Regions from separate parts of the Mus musculus genome. Here region 1 is linked to region 2. The links are chromatin loops, found by intact Hi-C in ENCODE. Cell type or tissue: heart. All regions are shown on one strand.

What was found. Peaks named below come from ENCODE experiments on the same cell type or tissue, not always from the same donor. Only the 100,000 strongest peaks of a DNase experiment are listed, where the experiment ranks them.
Region 1: a loop joins it to region 2, with 2.0 times the contacts of the local background. A loop is called at or near these places in 2 of 42 quality-filtered maps.

The regions. Positions count from the first base shown.
Region 1 is chr9:60,716,201-60,721,200 of GRCm38, reverse strand. The region is part of intron 1 of Larp6 (La ribonucleoprotein domain family, member 6); the gene reads right to left. Among named protein-coding and RNA genes, the nearest start is that of Larp6, 5.6 kb to the right of the region's middle. In heart, CTCF peaks have their summits at 2,013 (motif pointing right) and 2,715 (motif pointing left); no DNase peak of the experiment used is centred here.
Region 2 is chr9:60,817,246-60,822,245 of GRCm38, reverse strand. The region is part of intron 1 of Uaca (uveal autoantigen with coiled-coil domains and ankyrin repeats); the gene reads right to left. Among named protein-coding and RNA genes, the nearest start is that of Uaca, 25 kb to the right of the region's middle. In heart, a CTCF peak has its summit at 2,671 (motif pointing left); no DNase peak of the experiment used is centred here; H3K27ac peaks cover 1,211 bases.

The DNA of each region.
Region 1 (5,000 bases), 100 kb after region 2:
TTTTGATCCTCCAAACTGTATAGAGCTTTCTTCGCATGTGACTGTGCATGTGGTGTATGTTCATATGCATATGGGTACACATGTATGTGCTGGGTTGATCGGTGGGCCGCCATGACTGTGGGTGTTGGGGGATCTTTATGCTTGTACAGCAAATGCATTACCCACTGAGTTATCTCCCCAGCCCCAAGATGTTCCCTTTTGAGAGCACCCTGTTTTCATTTGGTGGATGTAGTAGCGCTCAGTGTACCGACTGGAGCTCTGACTTTTAAGACACCACCACCACCTCTGTACTCTGTATTGCCTGTTCTAATGCATTTCCCTGCTATTGCTTCGCTTCAAGGGACCAATAAATGGTTTTCCTTTTTTTTTCTTTTTTGTTTAAAATTTCAATAAGCTTATTTTAGAATCACTTTAGAGTTATGGAAAAGTTATTGAAATAGCACAGTGAGTTCCATATGCCTCAGTACAAACTTATTCATTATTAATGTCTCCCATTATTACAGTACACTTCTTAAGGAGATGCCAATTATGCAGCATCATTAGCTGAAGTACATAGCTTGTTTAGACTCCTTTGATTTCCCCCTAAAGGATCTCACCCAGGATTCCACACTACCTGCACTATATCTCCCAAGGCTCCTCTTGGTGGTGACTTTCTCCAGCTGTCCTTACCTTTGAGGACCTTGACAGTGTTGAAATATATGCTGTGGAATGTCTTGCCTTTGAGGTTTCTCTGATTGCCTCCACCATGGTTATTCTAAGGCAGGGCATCTGGGGAGGAGGACCCTAGAGGTAAACTTCCATCCTCCCTACATCATACCAGGATACAGTTAGCAACTGTTGCTGTGTGCCCATCAGGTCTCTCCACTGGGAAATCACTCCTTCCCCTTGGAAGACTGCAGAATCCCTCGCCCACTCTTCAGGAGGGAGTTTAAGCTCCATACTATTCATCTGAGAGGAGAGGGAGCTGATAATTTGCTGAGTGGGCTACGTGGACTCCCCTGCAGCTCTCTACCCATATTGCTTTTCTTCCTATTTGGCTCTAGACACGTAATGGGGGCAGGCTTCAATTCAGGGCAAACAGAGACCCATCTGGCTGAGCCTTCCACCCAAAGTAGAGAGGTTTTGCCCTGAAGCTCCCAGTTCCCCCTTAGCCTCCCCAGAATCCTGCGGTACAGTCAACTCCTTCAGAAGACAGCCTTGTTTCTTTGCTCCTGCTTGGCAGTGCCTGTCGTGTTGCCAGAGTCTCTTTGCTGGTAGGCAGAGGCTGGAAAATAGGTCTAAAGGGAAAATGTAAATTCAATTACCTTTCGGATATCACATCTCTTTTTTATTCCTGTATTTTCATGTCTTTCCCACCCAGAGCCTTGCTATGGTTGTATCTTCTCACCTCCTACCTCCTCCTGTACTGTATTTTGGGCTCCAGCCTCCTCCACACAATTGCCACATTGCATATTGTGAAGAAGGCATTGTAATATGCAGCTGTTGTACTTTAACATTATTACTACTAATTGCAGCAGGGTTTCCACTGCAAGCCTACAGTGCTTAGCTCCGTATTCCGATGCACTTAGAACCTGACTGTCTCCATCTTGCAAACTGATTTCTGGTGACTTCCTTCAAGGCCCGTTGCTCCAAGCGAATAGAAAGACCCCATGGTGCAAACTTTCTTACCTCAAACCTTTGCTCCTGCTATTCCTGATTCCTTGAACAGCATGTCCCGCTCTTGGCCCTGTATCTCAAAAGCGACTCTCCAGGAAGGAGCTCGCCACTCCTCGCTAAGGCTTGTCTATACTGTATCATAGCTCCTCATGTACGCATCTCACTAGCACCCTGAATCCTAAGTCGAAGGTAGGATTCATACTGGCTTCTCGTATTCTGGTACCATTTAAAAGGTTTGCACATAGTAGAGTTTTTACACATTGTGTATACTGTAAATAAAATAGGTGTTGTGATGGTATTTTTTTAAAGATTTATTTATTATTATATCTAAGTACACTGTAGCTGTCTTCAGATGCACCAGAAGAGGGCGTCAGATCTCATAACGGATGGTTGTGAGCCACCATGTGGTTGCTGGGATTTGAACTCAGGAGTCAAGATTATCATTTTAAAAAAAAAATAAAGGAAGTAAATACCAAAAATCTGTTATGTTCAAACTGAATTATTATACAAATTTATCTTAAAAAGCAGACCTGTGCCTGGAGAGGCCTGGGAAGTGATGGTGCCCGGGAAGAAACAAGCACTTTTTATTTTCAGCCTTGGTTTCTAAATGCTTTCTTACTAGTGTTTCAAAAGACCATGGATTCCTGTGGAAATGGCTAAATTCCATGACTGGAGTAGGAAAAGTACAAATTATGAAGTTTCCAAAAGTGAGGTTGTGCTCAAAACCAAGTAGACATGTTCCCAGAGGGTGCGCTGACGGCAGCATGGAGGGGTGTTCCCAGCTACATGACAGACTCTCAAGCATCCAAAATAACTGTAACTAATTATAACAAAAATAGGTAAAAATCCACGAGGAAAAGTTCACGTTTGAGAAAAGGCCCACATTTCAAAGGTGAGATAATTAAATATTTCTTCTTTCCTCACTGGGAGAAACACTTGGTCAATCCAGATGAGAAGGCAAAGCTCTTTTCCAAAGGAGAGCGGTTAGAGAGGTGGCTCAGTGGTTAGGATCAACAAGCTCATACCTGTTAACTCCAGGTCTGTGTATCTGGTGCCCTCTTCTGGCCCTAATAGGTACTGTCTGTACATGGGGCACAGGCAGGCATACGTGCAAGCAAAACATGTAAGATGTGAAACAAAATTTCAAATTTAAAGCAAATATCTCCCATTAAAAGAAAAAAAAGCCTGTGATTTGATGTCCCTGGTGCTGAAGTTCACATGTGTTTAGGGAAGACTGAGAACCAATGCTTCTTAAACTCACCCCAGAAAGTTGGATAGAATGAAATATTTGCAAATCCATTTCACAAGTGTTACTCTGTTATTAAAGCCAGACAGGGGCATTACAAAGAAGGAAGTTACAGTCCAATACCCCTGAGGAGCACAGATGCAAATAGATTTCAACAATACACTAAAAGGATGATTATCCAGCCAGCCATCAGAGAGTCGACCTGCAGTCCCAGCTACTTGGGAGGCTCAGGCGAGGAAACAGAACACACACACCTAAGAGTTTATTAGCCTGAGTGACATACTGAGACTCCATCCCCTAAAACTACAACAATAAACAAAAACAAAGGGACTGGGCCTGAAGAGACAGCCCAGCGGCCCACAGCACGAACTTCTCTCGCACAAGACCAGCGTTCAGTTCCCAGCACCCACGTCAGGCAGCTCACAGCCACATGTAACTCCAGCTCCAGGGGCATCCGATGCCTTCCGCTGGCATCCAAGGAAACTTGCGTGCCCATATGTACATAATTAATATACTTTTAAAATTGTTATTTAGAGTAAACAAAATTTCATCCATCATACTCTAACAGGAATTTTCCCCGGAGGGCAAGGCTGGCACAACGTATGCAAATCAAAACACTGTGATATATCACATTGATAAACGAGGGACAGGAAGACCGCAAAGACAGATCTGTATGATGGAGAAACACCCTTAACCAATTGTGTCACTTGAGGTGAGGTAATGGAGTGTCACGAAGAGCCTATGGAATACTCTTGCCAAAATGTTTAGTCCAAATTCAATTAACCCCTTAACCTCTAACTGCCACATCAACAGGAAGTCTACGGCACACAGGGATAGGTTAATGGAACTATGAAAACTGATCTAAACATGAAACATCTGAAAAAAATGTCTCGCCTTACATTCTTCAAATATTAAAAGCATTAGAAAGGAAGATGTTAAGAATGCTCCAGATCAGGGCTTTTTAAACTTCCCCCCTAGCAACACCTTTTGATATGAATTTTTATATGGCCTCAGATAGAGAGGCATATAAACTAAATATTTATTGATGACAAATAATAAATTTTACTTTAAAATAGCTCCTTGGTAATAATTTTTAAATTTTATTTCATGCCCATGGGTAGTTTGCTTGGGTGTATGTATGCTCTGCACCATCTGCATGCAGAGCCAGAGGCTGCCCTGGAACTGGAGTTACAGACGGTTGTGAGCTCTATGTGGGTGCTGGGAATCAAGTCCAAGTCCTCTGGAAAAGCGGCTGGTGCTCTTAACCGCGGAGCCATTTCTCCAACTCTCTAACTTTATCGTTTATTAAAGACAAAACAAATGGGCACAGCACTAGATGCCACGATTGCTGTGATGTAAGGTGCGAAGCCTAGGCTGATATTTGGCACTGCAGCATGGAGGACATCTCCCACATTTTTCCAAGGATGACTAATATTTAGATGAATAGTTTTTCATTGCCATTGCTGGCAACAGGGCCTTGCCATGAATATATAATGCAAAGTGTCAGAAAAACGTCTAGAGCCATTTCACAACCGACTGGAAGTTCTGTGTCAATGCCAAGCCAAAACTCATTTAACAATATTTTTGTGAAGCTAAAGTCAGGAACCGAGTGAGTGATTTTTTAAAATCAACCAATCAATTAATCAATCAATCAATAGAGTCTTTGCTGCTCTTCTAGAGGACCTGAGTTAGATTCTCAGCACCCATTTTGGGCCGCTTACAACCACTGGCAAGCCCAGTACCAGGGGATTGGACACCATCTCTGGTCTCAGTGGGCACTGGTACTCATCTACAATTCACATACATAAATAAAAATAAGATGTTAAAATTAAACAATTAAAAAATAAATTAATTTTATATACACCAAGGAATAGCTAACTAGGAAAATGTAGAGAGTCCATGTTTTCCATAATTAAACCATTATGTTTCTCTGAGTGCAGAAAACTTTGCACACAGCAGAAACAAGGTGATCTGTATCATTGTAACTCAAATCTGAGGTGAGCGGTTTGGGGCAGCATTTGCTGGCACTGGGTGGGGTGGCAGTATGCACCTGGCAAAATGTGCACCCTATGCTCAGAACTAAGGCTGCCGAGCAGTC
Region 2 (5,000 bases):
TGCACAGGTAATTCTCACCTGCTCCATGGCAACCCTTCAGAGATTGACAAATTTCTTTGTGAAAGGTTGGGCAATGTTTTGAGCTTAGCAGACAAACACATTCTCGGCTGCAGCTTCTCTACTCTGCCACCGTAGAATAGAAACAGCCACAGACAGAATGTGTAGCTATTTGAATGTTCCCCACAGGCTAAGAGATTGGAACACTTGGTTCCCAGTTGATGCACTGTTGCGGGAGGTTTAGGTGGTTCAGCCTTGCTAGAGGAGTGCCACACTGGAGGTGGGCTTTGAGATTAACAGCCCTGGGCCATTTCTATCGCTCTTTCTGCTTTGTGCTTGCAGTTCACCACCGGAGCTCTCAGATTCCTGCTTCTGCTACCATGCTGGCTATTAGCTAGCTTGCCTCTGCTCTCCCACAATGGAGGAATGCACGGCAGCACACAGGCAGACCAGTTGCTGGAGAAGTTGAGAGTTCTGCATCCAGATCCACAGGCTGCAGGAAGAGAGAAACCCTGGGCCTGGTTTGGGCCCATTTCCTCCAACAAGGCCATGACTCCTAATCCTTTCTAATAGTGCCACTCCCTAAGCATTCAAATATAGGAGCCTCTGAAGGCCATTCTTATTCAAACTACCACAGGGTCTTAGCCGTTCTGCGAAGAATCCAAAGCCTACCTGAACTGGAAAATGGTGATAATCCTCCTGTATTAGGGGGTTAGCAAAGTTGATTAGCACAGAGATAAATAAATCAAAGGGAAAGGGGTAAACTGGGTAAATGCAGGTTCTTTAAAGGGTAAATCAGTCTGATTGGTTGCTAGAAGAGTGGCCCTGGCCAAAATTAACCTAAGATTTCCCAGATGGTTAGTGTCAGTCATCAAGAACAAAAGCTATGAGACTGGCCTCTGGGCATGTCTGTTGAGGGGCATCCTAATCAATTGATTAAGTTGGGAAGACTTGCCCACTGTGGGTGGCACCACTCCCTGGGCAGGAGACCCTAAGCTGTGTAAGGAGAAAGCAAGCTGAGCACTCCCATGCAGACTAGCATCCATCACTCGCTTCTGACTGTGGACATAGGGATGTAACAAGACTAGCTGCTTCCGGCTCCTGGTGCCTTGACTCCCCTACCACGAAGGGCAGTAATATCCTTGAACTGTAAGTGAACATAAACCTCTTCTCCTTTAAATTGCTTTCGTCAGTGTATTTTATCACAGCGGCAGGAAAGAAAACTAAGACCGTCAGCGTTTACTGAGGCAGCACCTCACGCAGCTCTCAACCATAACCAAGACAGTTTATTACCATCTTCATTCTGCCCATGAAAAGAATCTTGCAGTCGCTCAGTGACTATCCGCATTGCACAGTTGCCAATGCCAGCTAAAACTCCAGCCCTGGGCTAGCCCTGAAGTACCTTTTTTCCTATGTCATACTGTCAAAAAAAAAAAAAAAAAAAAAAAAAAGGGTAAAGATTTACTAATTGGTTATAAAAGTGAGGCTGGAGAGATGGTCAGGATAAAGCCCTTGCCAGGCAAGCATTAGAACCCAGTCAGGTAGGTGTGATGATGGCCTGTCTAGAGACTACAGAGTCCTAGGGTGAGCTGGCTAGCTGATGGGAAAGCCTTGGCCAAAGACCTTACATCAGCAAATGAAGAGGGACAGGAAGACACCCAAGTCAATCTTTAGCCTTTTCAGGCATGCATGTGTGTCCTGCCCCCCCCCCACCCCACCCCCCCACACACAAATACACTATGAACAAACACACAAAGTAGACAGGAGAATATTTATACCTAAAACTCAGTTCTAAGGCTGAATTCTGTTGAATAAACATATTATTCATCAGATTTTTTATACTCCAATTGTTCTTATAGATGCAACAGCCAAGAGTCTAAAACAATATACCTTTGTTCTCTACTCAGTAAATCTGAAGTTTTTGCCACAGAAATTCAGGCTCTGCAAATTCATACAAGTTATGTCTTCAGTATAACTTTTTAAAATGCAAAACAAAAAATTTAAGGCAAATTAATGATGAATCAAAACAATGGGTGATGCATCTCAGGCACTTTAAACACCACAGCAGTCATTCGGAAGCTTCCACACCCCTTTCTAAACTACACGCAGGGGGAATTTTGTTCTACAACGGTGTGTTCACGGTAGGAAAAAAAGCAAATACTAAATAAAATACTAATATATGTTCTAAACAAGATGGGAGAGAGGCAAAAAAGGGAAGAAGAAAAATCACCATGAAAACCATTCTATTGGGAGCTGGAGAGATGGCTCAGCAGTTAAGAACGTGGAAGCTGTTGCAGCAGATCCTTTCAGTTTCCAGCACCCACATCAAGCGGCTCACAACTGTCCACAATTCTAGCTCCAGAGAGAACTGATGCCTCTGGCTTCTGTGGGCACTGCACTCACATGTACATGCCCAAACTTGGATACATACACATAATTAAAAATAAATCTTTTTAAAAAGATCATATTAATGTTCTTTTTTGTTACTGATATTTACAGAGTTTGTAATACCTAGATACACATTAAATCTTTAACTAAAAATGGAACCATAATATGTATATATTTCGCTTAAGTAATTATTCTTAATATAACTTCAACAGAAGTGCTGATAAATACTACCAATATGAAAACTGCCAAGGCTTTTATTAAAATATCAACCTCTCTGGCTCCCTCTGGTGGCCACTACAAGAAATCTGGTCTTTGCCTTGGGGTAAAAAACAAAAAACAACAACAAACAAACAAAATGATCCAACCAAGACTAGTTTTTGTTACTACAGGACATATGAATAAATTATTTGGGTACATAGTTTGGGCAGACAATGTACAACAGACACTTTCCAAATGAATCTCCTTATTATCCAACATAACAGGATACAATAACTGGACCAAGCTGTGTCCTGCAGAGAAGAATCTCTAAGAGTGCAGGAATCTAAACACATATCCTTGAAAAGCACTAGATTATCCTTCTGAGTGGTGCACATAGTGTGCTTCTTATAATAAATGTTCAGCTGAGACGTGCTTCATAGCTGCGCTGGGGTGTTCCCTTCAGAGTCTACTGATCTGCATGGAATCAGCGGCAGGCAGTTCCACCTATAGGGTTGCAGACCCCTTTAGCTCCTTGGGTACTTTCTCTAGCTCCTCCATTGGGGGCCCTGTGATCCATCCAATAGCTGACTGTGAGCATCCACTTCTGTGTTTGCTAGGCCCCGGCATAGTCTCACAAGAGAGAGCTCTATCTGGGTCCTTTCAGCAAAATCTTGCTAGTATATGCAATGGTGTCAGCGTTTGGAAGCTGATTATGGGATGGATCCCCGGATATGGCAGTCTCTAGATGGTCCATCCTTTTGTCACAGCTCCAAACATTGTCTCTGTAACTCCTTCCATGGGTGTTTTGTTCCCAATTCTAAGAAGGGGCCTAGCTCAGAGCTTCGTGGAAGGGGCGTGGTCTGCACTAATTCCAACCGAGGCATACCCACGACTGCCTCAAATGTGGTCATTATACAGTTAACACTTCCCCCATACAGCAAGCATTCCCCAGCAGACAGCAGTCGGGCACCAAATAACTTTTCTCTGCTTGTTTAAACAGTGACTCCTGAGAGACGGAGGTGGCTCAGTGGATAAAGCACTTGCTGTTTAAGCATGAGGACCTGAGTTCAGATCCCCAGAACCCAAGTAAAAGGCCAGAGAGGTGTGCCTTCTACCTATAATCCCAGCACTCCAGAGACCGAAACAAGGGACTGCCCCGGGGAAAGCTGACTAGACCTGGGAACTTCCTAGCTTGGGGAGAGACTGTGACTCAGTAAATAAACAGAGTGATCAAAAGAGATACCCAGTGTCAGCTTTGGTCCTCGGCCTGCATGCATATGCACGTACATCCCAAGCACATATAACCAGACATACACACTCACATCACATGCACATATACATGTGTTTGAGAAAGGAGACCTAAGACGCACAATTTAAAAACCCTCAAGATTCCCCGCACTTCTTTCACAATAAAGGGCTGCTAGGATAATTGATAATCTTAACTGATGGATTTTTAGCAAATTTAATAACTTTGAAATAGTAATTGTTTCCCCCCACACGCTGCAGTGAGGTATAGAATAGCTAAGAAGTTTCCCTTGTGATATTAAAGGATATTAAATTTCTAAATACAGTTGCTATTTGATTATGATAGAATTGGACTTCCCTAGGGAATCATCTTGTTCAGCTACAGGAACTAGCCTGTGGACCTCGCCACTGGAAAAGCAGATCAGTCAATCTTAGTTAGCGCTGATTCCTGTGACGAAGCCTTCCCTGGCTCCTGAAAGTCAGTCAGTAATACAAGAAACACAGAGTCCTATAAATTGTCACAGGGAACACCCACTGCCAACAAGTTGTGTGAGGCAGCAGACAACACTTCATGGAGGAAATCACCACCCTTCACACTGTCCTTCCAGCCGGAACAAGGACCTCTGTGGGAGGCTAAGTCAGCAGTCTCCATGCAGAGGGATGGACCCTGACCTGACTTAAGATACTTCCTGAATTATCCTTTAACCCAGAAATGGGGACACAACTGGGTGTACCTGGAGGAAATGACAGGGGTGTTCAGGACATATATTGGGTACTCTGACACCAGCCATGCAGAGATAGAGAAGGGAAGATGGAGGAGCGACCACGCCTCCGTCAGGGTCACTTTACAGCCTTGACTGACATACTGCCATTGTTCTGGCCCCCCCCCCATGCCAAGCTTCCTCCTCCACTGGGAGACTCTAGATGGAGGTACCACACACCCGCCAGCTATTCGGGTCTCATTATATAGTAATAAGATGAACTTTAACGTATCAGCAAAATTTCAGCGAGACTCTGTACCTCAAAACACAGTCAGGGTTGAGTCTGATTAAACGAAACTGAAGTGAACTTACTGAGGTGGCAAAAGGTCTTCTCCTAGTGGTCACGGGTGTCACCTAATAAAACTTTTTACAAACTTATGAGAAGCAGAGAAAACTGAAAATCTTAAGTAG